2 separate regions of the Homo sapiens genome follow, and region 1 is linked to region 2. The links are chromatin contacts, found by Hi-C or POLR2A ChIA-PET in ENCODE. All regions are on one chromosome and are shown on one strand. Each heading gives the region's core, a stretch centred on a gene start or an enhancer-like site at or near the end of the contact. The rest is flanking DNA. Distances are from core to core; before and after follow the strand shown. Region 1 holds the start of TUBB2B (tubulin beta 2B class IIb). Region 2 holds the start of SERPINB6 (serpin family B member 6).

The links. A loop is a pair of places that touch in the nucleus more often than their neighbours do. ChIA-PET counts read pairs that join two places held with the same protein, here RNA polymerase II (POLR2A). Pooled maps may share reads with other maps.
Region 1: a pooled map shows a loop between it and region 2 (2.6-fold over the local background). The contact joins the promoter of TUBB2B here to the promoter of SERPINB6 in region 2. A Hi-C loop is called at or near these places in 1 of 168 maps with a recorded cell type or tissue (OCI-LY7), 1 of 37 single-sample maps with no recorded cell type and 1 of 50 pooled maps. POLR2A ChIA-PET finds 5 or more read pairs at or near these places in 3 of 52 experiments (BJ, WTC11 and activated CD4-positive, alpha-beta T cell).

Annotation. Positions count from the first base shown.
Region 1 is chr6:3,225,867-3,231,740 of GRCh38, forward strand. It overlaps TUBB2B (tubulin beta 2B class IIb), which reads right to left and starts at 1,787. Exons shown (of 4, transcript NM_178012.5): 1 at 1,621-1,787; 2 at 695-803; 3 at 293-403. The coding sequence starts at 1,677. It overlaps LOC100422781 (a long non-coding RNA gene), which reads left to right and starts at 5,537. Exons shown (of 2, transcript NR_147505.1): 1 at 5,537-5,874. RefSeq lists enhancers at 770-1,430, 1,431-2,089, 3,385-3,941 and a silencer at 1,694-1,983.
Region 2 is chr6:2,969,642-2,975,438 of GRCh38, forward strand. It overlaps SERPINB6 (serpin family B member 6), which reads right to left and starts at 1,926. Exons shown (of 7, transcript NM_004568.6): 1 at 1,892-1,926. RefSeq lists an enhancer at 1,707-2,231.

The DNA.
Region 1 (5,874 bases), core at 537-3,036, 260 kb after region 2:
CTCAAACCCCTCAATATAGATCAGTGAGTCAATGCTCAGATAAGACTATTTCAGATTATCACCAAAATGGCCAAACGTTAAAATATTTGTTCATGAATATAATTATAAATAAGGAAGGCCAGGACACCAAGCTCTTAGCAGCTGAAAGGCAAACAATTTTACACTATATTAAAGCTAAGTTGGCACACCGCGGATGTTCTTCATGCTTTCCCTCTGGCAATCACACCTCTTCAGCCTCCACTGCCCAGCGTAAAATGAATCCCTCATGCTCTCAGCCACACCAGGCACTCACCAAACACGAAATTGTCTGGTCTGAAGATCTGGCCGAATGGTCCAGACCTAACCGAATCCATCGTGCCTGGCTCCAGATCCACGAGGATGGCCCGAGGAACATATTTGTTACCTGCAAGGAACAACAGTGACTTAGACCCTCAGGCAAGGACCTCTGCAGAGAAGGGCTTGGCGCCTGCTGCCATCATGCAGATGTTGCCCCAAACAAAGGGAGACCCACCATCAGGTTCTCAAAGGGCTCTGTTGGCATAAGGAAGCCCAATGAAATACTGCAGGGAAAGAGCGGGGATCCTAAACTGAATAGTCCACCCTCTCCCAGGGCCACACCCCTGGGGTCCCACGCAAGGGAAAGGGGAGAAGGTGGAAAAACTGAAGGGAGTGGGGGTGGGGCAAGGGTGATTACCAGTGGCTTCATTGTAGTAAACATTGATTCTCTCCAGCTGCAAATCACTGTCTCCATGGTAACTGCCAGTGGGGTCAATCCCATGCTCATCACTGATGACCTCCCAAAACTGAGACAGAAAGGCTGCATTTAGCCATGAACGATGCCCCCAGAAACGCCAAGGCTCACAATGAAATGTCCCCGACTCAGTTCCGACAACCCAACATTTCAGGAGCTTGAAGCTTTAAAGGGCGTCGTGACCCGGGCACAGCCGCGGGGCTTGTATTTTGCAGGTTCAGAAAGTTGAAACTGGGCGTTTCCCAGGCAAACAGCTGCCGCTCGCGGGGGGAGGTAGGGGTCGAGGGGGTAAGGACCAGCCAAAGCCGGGCAGTGGCGGAGCTTGGCGCACTGGTCGCAGCCCCAGGCTGCGGCAGGAGGCGAGGGCACAGGGACTGCAGCCCGCCAGGAGCGGGTGGGCGGGGAAAGAGGAACGCAAAGGAGCTAAAGGACCGCGGTTTTAGATTCAAAGCACGTCCTGAGACCGCAAGACAATCGCTCTCCTCCCCTCCCCCGGCAGCTCGACTCCGGTTCAAGCGAGTACAATTAATCCTCCTGGTGTCCCAGCCCCTCGCGCGGAGCGCCGCGCACAGCCTCGCGGACACACCCTCGTCTTCTCCAGGCACGCGTGCCTGCCAAGCAGCCAGCGCGGAGGGAGGCCGAGGGGGTGACGGGGACTCCAAATGAGTTACAGCAGAAAGAAAGAGAGGTGCCCCCTCCGTCCGCGAAAGTCACCTCCTAGCCCAGGCCACACTCGGCGGCACAAAGCGGCCAGGAAGGTCTGCATTTGGCGATCCCCAGGCCTTCCCAGGACCGCGCCTGGGGACCCCGAGGGGCTCTCGGCCCAGGTTCGCGCCCCCATTGGACCCCCTCCGCTGCGGCGCGCCCACCTTGGCGCCGATCTGGTTGCCGCACTGGCCCGCCTGGATGTGCACGATCTCACGCATGGTGCCTCGTCAGCGTCCTCCTGGTCCGGCGGCGTCTGGGTCTGTCCGTCCTCCCCTCACACACCCACTGCGGGGTCACCGGGAAGGCGCTCGGGAACCGACGGGCTGAGAGCGCCGGCCCCGCGGGCTCCGGCTTTTATGCAAGGAGGGTGGGGCGGCCGGCACAGGCCGCGCCCCCAGCCCGAGCCCCCCAGTCCCCTTCGCGCTGGCGCTCTCCAGGCCCGGCTGACGTAATGCTCCGAGCCCTAGGGACCGTCCGGGGGGCTGGACCACCGGCCCGCGGCCAATCAGAGCGGGCGTGCCGACCGGGAGAGGGGTGGGGGCTACCGGGAGTATGGTGGGGGCGTGCGCATTGTCTGGGGCTGTGGTGGGGGTCTGGGTATGGGGATATGGGGGAACAGTGAAGAAAAGGAGGGTGAGAGGGCGGCGAGGCGAGGGCCACCAGCGCGTCCTGACCGGGGTGGGGGCAGAGCTGGCACCGGATGGGAACGATGGAGGACTGGAGCATGTGGAGAAGCCGTCAGGTGCTCCAGTGCCGGCAGGTGGGAGGGCTGAGGTGGCACAGGCTGCTCCGCCACCTCGGACTGCGGCTCCTACTCGGCCACTGGCCAGAGTCCCTCCAGCCAACTGCCCCTGGTGAGACCACCGTCTTTTTCCTCAACCCTGGAGGCCAGCGACTGCCCAGGCGGCGCTCCGTCTCACAGAGGCCTGGGGGAGGACAGGTGGCCCCAGAAGGAAGTCGTGCTTGATGGCAACCGGGACACCTGCGGCCCATGAACACCAGCGCGGCCTCCGCCCCCGCCCCAGCGTGGGCCTGCTTTCTCCTTTGTCTGTCTTGGGCTGGTAGCTCCTCTCACTGCGCCGCAGCATCTAGGGGTGAAGCGACCTCGGAGCCCCTCAGCCCTGCCCGACCCTCTCCGGGAGTGCATAACGCCCCTGCTGGTACCCAGGAGCCCTCTGCCCCGGGGGTTGACTTTTGTTGCTCGCTAGTGATGGAGTGGGAGTGGCCGGTGGCGCTGCACTGACCGTCCGGAGGGCAGAAAGAGGGTGGGGTCCCGGGGGCGGGGCTGTCGGCGGAACAAAGGGCTCTCAGAAACGTGGGATACGCTGTGTAACCCAGTATTTAAAACCACACGACAGGCGCCCCACCCCCCCACCCCGCCCTCGGATTCAGTTCATCTATTGTCAAGTAAGAGGGTGGGTTCCAAGGGTGGCCCAAGCCCGAGTAACAAACTTTCTTATCTTCCATCGCGGCGACCTGGAGGTCCGAGGCTTCGTGCTGCGGTTGAAGGGTGGGGAATACGACTAAAAACTGCAGCCCAGCGCGCGCGAGACGACCCAAGACCCACGCGCACTCGCACGAGCGCGTGCACAGACTTGGAGCACAGACCCTCCCTTCAGATCCGCAGTCTCTAGGTACTGAGGCAGGAACTGGTCTCTTTGTTACTTTTCGCGCGCGCGTGTGTGTGTGTGTGTGTGAGAGAGAGAGAGAAAGAGAGAGAGAGAGAGACTAATCCTGCGTGCGTTTGAGGGCGGGAGGGGAAAGGGTGTCAGAAACGTTCACTGCACAACCTGTTCCCTGCAATTCGATGACTGAAGCGCGCCGCCCCACACTTCGGAAGGGCCGTTGGCGAGGTGACGTGACCTCTTTCATCCCCTGGCGAGAAAGGCCGAATGACCCGGGCGCACGCGGCGGAGCTCAGCCTGCAGCTGTTGAGCGAGACCCTCCCAGAACTATCAGCAAGCTGTCATCGCCTCCCTTTCCCGCTGTGGGGTGGAGGGTGGGGGGTTCAAGTCGATTCCAATGTACAAAGAGAAGTAGCGAGAACAAAAGCCCAGGCGCCCCCAAACATCCAGGGCGCCCAGACTGGAGCTCGCCGGCCGGTATTCCAGACCCGGCCGGCGTGCCCGGGTGAGGGTGGGGTCTACCGAGAGGCAGAGAGCAGCGGAGGGTCTGTCCACATGCCCTGCTCTCCCGGTACCAAGGTCTCGGGGCCTGACCTCCGAGTTTCTAATCCAGATCCTGCAGATGCCGAAACGTCGAGGGCTAGCAATTCCCAAGGTCATACAGCAAGTTGAGGACAGGGCTCGGACTGGAATCTCGTCTTTTGGGCACACCAGACCTCAGGGAAAGTGACCGCATCTCGGCCAAAAGGGCTGTGGCAGGTGTCAGCCTCGAGGTGGCGGCTCTGGTGGGACCAAGCTGCGCCGGAAGGAACAGAGCTAGGGCGGCACCCGCGCGGCGAGTGTAGACACACTCGGAGCGGTCACCCCCTCGCTGCGAGCTCCCAGGAGCAACCCTGATGCTCAGCGCTGGGGGGTGGGGTTGGGGGCCGCTCAGCTCCATGCTGAGTAACTTGAGCTGGCCGCCTGCCTCCTTCATCTAACCAATTCATTTCTCAGCTTCTGTTTCCGAGCCAAATCTCCATTCAGTGCCCGGGTGAAAACGCGTGTTCAAGATCATATAGATAGATGAAAAGACCCTTTCCTCTCAGGTTTCTTTTAAAGGGGTTGGTTTGGGATAGGATGAGGCTGGAAATCATCCTTCTGAAAGCCCAGAGTGCCCTTGGGGACACTTTTGGCCCAAGATCTGCTTTCCTTTCAAGCATTTTGCTCGAATTGTCCCCACACCCCTGCCCCTTCCGGGCAGCCAGTCTTGTTAACCGGTCTACATCGCACCCCCACCCCCACCCCCACTGGAATTGTGATGCTGCACATTTTTATTTTCACAAGGAGCCGATTTTGTGTTAAAATGTTGACAACAGCCACACCTTTCCCTGAAGTCTTTCAGTTTATCTGATAACCCTTAAACAAAAAAATCATTCTTAATCCATGTAGCTCGCATAAAGAGACTGGTACCCGGCTTTCAAAGAAAAAAAAAGTCGTTTTCAGTTGGGTCCCCAGCATTTCTGTCTATTCATTATATGCAATGCGTCTCAATCTAGGTCATCGTATATCAGGCACGAAGATTTCGGGGCAACATATTTCATGATCTCTTAATGTTAGTCTTGATGATGTACTAACATTTAAAAATTTTCCCTTCCAGAGACAATTGTAGAAATATTGCTGCATAAAATACAATTCAACATTTGTTTTATACGTAATCTATTGCGTGACTGAGGTGAGCAAGATATCCCTTAAACTATTAAAATTATATTTGCTTTCACAATTTTCAGATTACTTTCAACGGCATGTCCTCAAGTGAATTTGCATTTCTCTATTACACACACAGTCATTGTTTGAAGAAGTCTGATAGAAAAGAGGCTTTATATAGTAGTAAATTTTTAAAGCACTGTTTTCATAATGTAGCATATATTTTTGACACATTTATTGAAATTACTAGACATTTAGCATTAGGGTTCTTCACTGCTTGCCAGGATTCACCGCTTAAAACCCCAAAAACCCAGCCCGCAGCCCCCATAGCTGGCTCTGCAGCCGAGATGCACGCGGTTTCCTAGGCAACCGACACTTAGCCAATGAATGAAGAGGAGTTGAAAGAAAGAGACTGCAAATCCATCATTATTTCCTTACACACACACACGCACACACACACACACACACACACACACACACATCACCTCTTCTCATAGCTCTCCATTTAGAAATATTGGAAAGCTACCAATCCTAGCATTTATGTAAAAGAGCCAAATGCCCGGGGCATGGGGGCTAGGAAGCGGTCGCAGCCCCATACTGTGACTGCGGAAAGGACACAGTGGAGGAAGCTCCCGGGATCCGCCAAGATCTGCGCCTTCTCAGCTTTGTCGCTCCCCAGTTTCTATTCCATTGCCCTCCCCCTTCCCCCCAGGCCTTCCCTCCTCCGCCTGGGAAGCCAGCGGCCCCGGCGGAGCTGCCCGGCACTGTTTAGTCGCAGGGGCTGCGGGGTGGCAGCCTCAGAGCCCTGTCCTTCCGCAGCCGTGGGCCCCGCAGGGACCAGCCAAGCAGGGCAACCAAAAGCTGGAACCAGCAGCGAAAACCCCGAGCCCACGAACGCAGCGCAGTGCGGGAACACTTGCCCTTTGTTCCTCAGTAAGGCCGGGTGTTTTCGCATCCCCGGAGGTTGTGAATTTGAGTTATAATGGCCTCGGTCGGGACTGAGAGAGCCGAGCTTCCACGAGAGAGCTTTGCCTGCTTTGTCCTACAAATCGGCGGAGGGAGTAGCATCCTGGCTTTTCTAGGGCGCCATTTCCCTGCTACAGG
Region 2 (5,797 bases), core at 676-3,175:
TTGAATTGTGCTTCTCAACTTCTATTAAGGATGCCTTTATTTCCTACTAAATTTAACCATTTAAAGACTGGTTTAATGGAAACTTGGACTTCCTGCTTTGTCCCTCTGTTTCCTTGTGCAGTGTGTATGTGTGTGTGTGTGTGTGTTGTGTGTGTATGTGTTTAATATATCTGAGCAGCCTAACATATAAATGGGAGTTAAACATTATTTTCAGGCTAGGCGCAGTGGCTCACATCTGTAATCCCAGCACTTTGGGAGGCCAAGGCGGGCAGATCACGAGGTCAGGAGTTTGAGACCAGCCTGGCCAGCATGGTGAAACCCCATTGCTACTAAAAATACAAAAATTAGCCAGGTATGGAGCCCGGGAGGTGGAGGTTGCAGTCAGCCGAAATCGCACCACTGCACTCCAGCCTGGCAAAAAAAAAAAAAAAAAAAATTTTCTTTCTTTGGATGCCTTGGCTTAATCCCAAGTGCAGTAAGCCTGGAAATGTAAGGTGTGTGGTCTTCCCTGGGACCGTACAACATCTGCTTGGGTGCCCTTATTATTACATATGTGGAAAAGAATGTTGGTTCTATTCATGCTAATTTCACTCTACTGTTACTGGTCCGTGTTAACTGTTTCATGCTGAATTGTAATAAAATGCATTGGAATTGGCCTTAACTTAAAATACTTAGTTTACATAGTCGAGTATGACCAAAGTACTTTTCTCTTTGGTGGCACATCACAATGGATGCAATTACTCAGATACGGTCCTGAAATGAGAACAAACGCCATCTATGCTGATAACAGCAGTCACTGGTGTTAATCCCAGCACACATAAAAGCCCCAGCAATACAAGGCCGGCCCAGGACCTTAACTAGAAGGTCACTGAACACATCAGATCTCATCGCATCAGGCCTGACCCCCACCAGAAAGGATGCAGGCAGCTGCAGGGCTGTCATTAGGCACGAGAGCATCCCAGAAAGCAAAAGTGCCCAAAAAATGGACTCAGATGCCCCCTCGCATCTGAGTATTCCTGACAGCATGTGAACATTAATTATTAATTTTCTGTACCTCAGTTTTCCGAAGCCAATCTTTAGGACAAAAAAAAAAAAAAAAAAAAGGAAGAAAATAACTTAAATGCCAATTTGTAGTTAAAGTTTCCTCTTTGCCTTGAAGACATCAAAGCCTGTAATAGTTTGCCTGTAGGGAGTTTAATTCAAACACAGAGCGGTAAGGAGATCCGGGCTGGTCCACACGATCGTCTCCACAGGTCTGGGCGACCTGAAAGTGCTGCGGATTGGCCAAGCCCAGCACGGCCAGTCCAGTGAACACACGCAGGGGGCCCGGATGGCACCGTTTGGCGCCGAACCCCTCGGCCTCTCTCCGCCTCCCGCCCGGCTCCTAACACCCGGCGCCCCAAGACTGAGCACGCGTCCTCCGGGTCGCGGAGCGGGCGAGGGGTCACCGAGGCCGCGGGGCCGACCGGGGTCACCTGTGGCCCGGGAGGCTCTGCGCCGCCCCCATCCCGCGCCGGCCGCCTCTTCCGTGGGCGCTGGGCCTGGGCGCCCGGGGTCCTCGGGTCCGCGGCGTCACCGGCCGGGCTCGCGGCCACGCACGACTCACCCGGCCGCGTCGCCGTTCTCTGCCGCTGCGAGGCTCCGGAAGGGAACCCAAGCCGGACGCTCGCCCGGGCCCCCGCCCCGCTGGGACTGCTGGGGTCACAGCCCCGCGCGGCCACGCCCCATTCTCGGGGCTCCAGCGTCCCCGCGCGCCGTCGACCCACGCGCGTTCCCGGCCCCGCGCGACCCCCACCCTGCCCCCCTCCCCGCTCGCGCCCCCGGCTTTCCCGACTTTGGAGCGACAAACCCAAGCCAGCGTGTCCGAGCGGCTCCCAAGCCAGACACGTACTCCAGAGCGGGGAGCGAGCGAGCAGAACGGCGGGCAGAGGCGCCGGAGCCGCCCCGGACCTCAAATACTCGCGGGGAGGCGGGCGGAGTCCCGGGTCTCGAGCTACCGTCGCCCGTCCGGAGCGCGAAGGGAGAGGCGGGGCGGGACGTGCGGGTCAACCCCACCCGCCAGCCGGAGGGGCCGCGAGTCCTGCCCGGAGGCCTTGACTTTGACCACAGTACAGGGCCCCACCAGCGTGTTTATGGTGCCTCTGTGGAGACTGAATGCTGGCCTGTTTCCAGAAAAGGGCCGGCTCCTGATACACGGCCATCCACTGGGGAGTGCAGAACACGCATTTAAAAATGAGCAGACTAGATACAGGTCACAAAGACTTTGCTGATGAAACAGCTTGCGGCAAAGAAGCCAGCCAGGGGCGGGCGCGGGGCTCACGCCAGTAATCCCAACACTGGGAGGCCGAGGCAGGCGGATCACTGGAGGTCAGGAGTTCCAGACCAGCCTGGCCAACATGGCAAAACCCCGTCTCTACTAAAAATACAAAAATTAGCCGAGTGTAATGGCGCGTGCCTGTAATCTCAGTTGCTGGGGAAGCTGAGGCAGGAGAATCACTTGAACCCGGGAGGCAGAGGCTGCAGTGAGCCGAGATGGCGCCACCGCACTCCAGTCTGGTCCGTCTCAAAAAAAAAAAAAAAAAAAAAAAAAAAAAAAGTAGACTAAATAGCTTTTGCAAAGCAAAAGGAATAGTCAAGCAGAGTAAACAGACAACCTACAGAGTGGGAGAAAATCTTCACAATCTATACATCCGACAAAGCAGTAATATCCAGAATCTACAAGAAACTCAAACAAATTAGCAAGAAAAAAAAATCCCATCAAAAAGTGGGCTGGCATGAATAGACAGTTCTCAAAAGAGGATATGCAAATGGCCAACAAACAAGAAAAAATGCTCAACATCACTAATGATTAGGGAAATGCAAATCAAAACCACAATGTGATACCACCTTACTCCCGCAAGAGTGGCCTTAATCAAAAAATCAAAAACTCAAAAAATAATAGATGTTGGCGTGGATTTGGTGAAGAGGGAACACCTCTACACTGCTGATGGATAGTACAACCACTGTGGAAAATAGTATGGCGATTCCTTAAATAACTAAAAATAGAACTACCATTTGATCCAGCAATCCCACTACTGGGTATCTACGCAGAGGAAAATAAGTCATTATACAAAAAAGATACTTGCACACGCATGTTAATAGCAGCACAATTCGTAATTGCAAAAACATGAAACCAACCCAAATGCCCATCAATCAAAGAGTGGATAAAGAAACTGTGGTATGCGTATACGGTGGAATGCTACTCAGCCATAAAAAGGAATGAATTAATGGCATTGGCAACCTGGATGGGATTGGAGACTGTTGTTCTAAGTGAAGTAACTCAGGAATGGAAAACCAAACATTGTATGTTCTCACTCATAAGTAGGACCTAAACTATGAGGATACAAAGGCATAAGAATGATACAATGGACTTTGGGGACTTGGGGGAAAAGGGTGGGAAGGGAGTGAGGGATAAAAGGCTACAAATTTGAGTTCAGTGTATACTGCTAAGGTGATAGATGCACCAGAATCTCACAAATCACCACTAAAGAACTTACTTGGCAGGGCGCAGTGGCTCATGCCCGTAATCTCAGCACTTTGGGAGGCCAAGGCAGGCAGATCATGAGGTCAGGAGTTCGAGACCAGCCTGGCCAGCATGGTGAAACCCCCGTCTCTACTAAAAATATAAAAAAATTAGGCATGGTGGCACACATCTGTAGTGCCAGCTACTGAGGAGGCTGAGGCAGGAGAATTGCTTGAATCTAGCAGGCGGAGGTTGGTTGCAGTGAGCTGAGATCATGCCACTGCACCCCAGCCTGGGCAACAGAGCAAGACCCCATCTCAGGAAAAAAAAAAAAAAGCTTGCCATGTAACCAAATACCACGTGTTCTCCAAAAAACTATGGAAATAAAAAAACTAAAATATATATTAAATTTAAAAATAAATGTATATAAATGAGCAGAGCCCACATCATTGAGCCGTGTGTTCAAGGACTTCCAGTTCTCTCCAGGCATAGGAATTAGACCCCAGGGTACTGACAGGTTAGCCAAGTAAGTATGAAAACTCCATCTGCCATCTCAGACAGAGCAGTCTTGGAAAACAGAAACATCTAGCATAAATGGAAGTAGGGAAGATACTAGCCAGGTGTTTTACATGAGTTCAATTTTGAGAACTCAAGCTGTTTTACTCCCTCTGTGCTTACCCTAAGGCAGAGTTTCTCAACTGCGACACTGTTGACCGCATGAACCCGATAACTTGTGGTTGTGGGGGCTGTCCTGCCATCACACATGTTTCACAGAATCTCTGGAGGAGATTCACCAAGTGGATGCCAGGAGCAAACCACACGCCCCTCCCTAGTTGTGGCTTAATTAGTCTTAAGTGATATAAATTGCGAATATTTCCCCCAGCTTGTCATCTGTTTTCTGACATTGCTTCTGGTGATTTTGGCATACACTCTTTTAATGTAGTCAACTTTAATGATTTTTCCTTTATTGTTTCTGAGTCGTAGTTAGAAAAACTTTCTCTATTCACAAGGAGCAATCTCTTTTTTTTTAAAAAAAAGAATAATCTCTAGATTATAGAGTTCACTAATGTTTTCTTCTAGTATTTGCACAGTTTTATTTTTTATATTTAGATTGCTGATCCCTTTAAAGTTTATTCTGGTGTATGGGAAATATAGATCCAATTTTAACTCGCTTTCAAGTGACTTTCAGTTTTTCCACCTCTGTTTATTGAAAAACCATTTTCACTAATGTCTTCACATGCCACCTATGTTATATATCAAATAGCTGCATATACTTGGGTCTGATTCTGAACTTTCTAAACTTTCTATTTGGTTCTGTTGGTCAGATTCTTTCAGTTATAGAGGTTTTCTCTTATGATTCAATATCTCGTACAGCGCATTCTCCTTACTGCTCTTCTGCTTCAGATTTTCCTGGCTCTCCTTGTTGCTTTTTCTCCCATACAAACTTTTTTTTTTTTTTTTGAGCTGGAGTCCCTCTCTGTCACCCAGGCTGGAGTGCAGTGGTGCGATCTTGGCTCACTGAAACCTCCATATCCTGAGTTCAAGCGATTCTCATGCCTCAGCCTCCCAAGTAGCTGGTATTACAGGCGCATGCCACCACACCCAGCTAATTTTTGTATTCTTAGTAGAGATGAGGGTTCACCATGTTGGCCAGGCTGGTCTCAAACTCCTGAACTCATGATCCACCCTCCTCAGCCTCCCAAAGTGCTGGGATTACAGGTGTCAGCCACCGCACCCGGCCTCACCCATACAAATTTAAGAGTCAACTTGTCTAGCTCTAAAGAAAAAAATCTTGTTGGCAGGGCATGGTGGCTTACACCTGTAGTCTCAGTACTTTGAGAGGCCAAGGCAGGCAGATCACTTGGTCAGGAGTTCAAGACCAGCCTGGCCAACATGGTGAAACCCCATCTCTACTAAGAATACAAAAATTAGCTGGACCTGGTGGCGTGTGCCTATAATCCCAGCTGCTTGGGAGGCTGAAGCAGGAGAATTGCTTGAACCTGGGAGGCAGAGGTTACAGTGAGCTGAGATGGTGCCATTATACTCCAGCCTGGATGATGGAGCGAGACCCTGTCTCAAAAAAATATATATATAATAATTAAAAAAATAAAATTAAACTGTAGTCAAACAGGCCAGATGCAGTGGCTCACGCCTATAATCCCAGGACTTTGGGAGGCAGAGGTGAGTGGATCACCAGAGCGAGACTCTGTCTCAAAAACATAAAATAAAATAAAAATAAAATAAATGAAAATAAAAATAAATCTTGTTGGTAATCTATTAGAAACATATTGAATT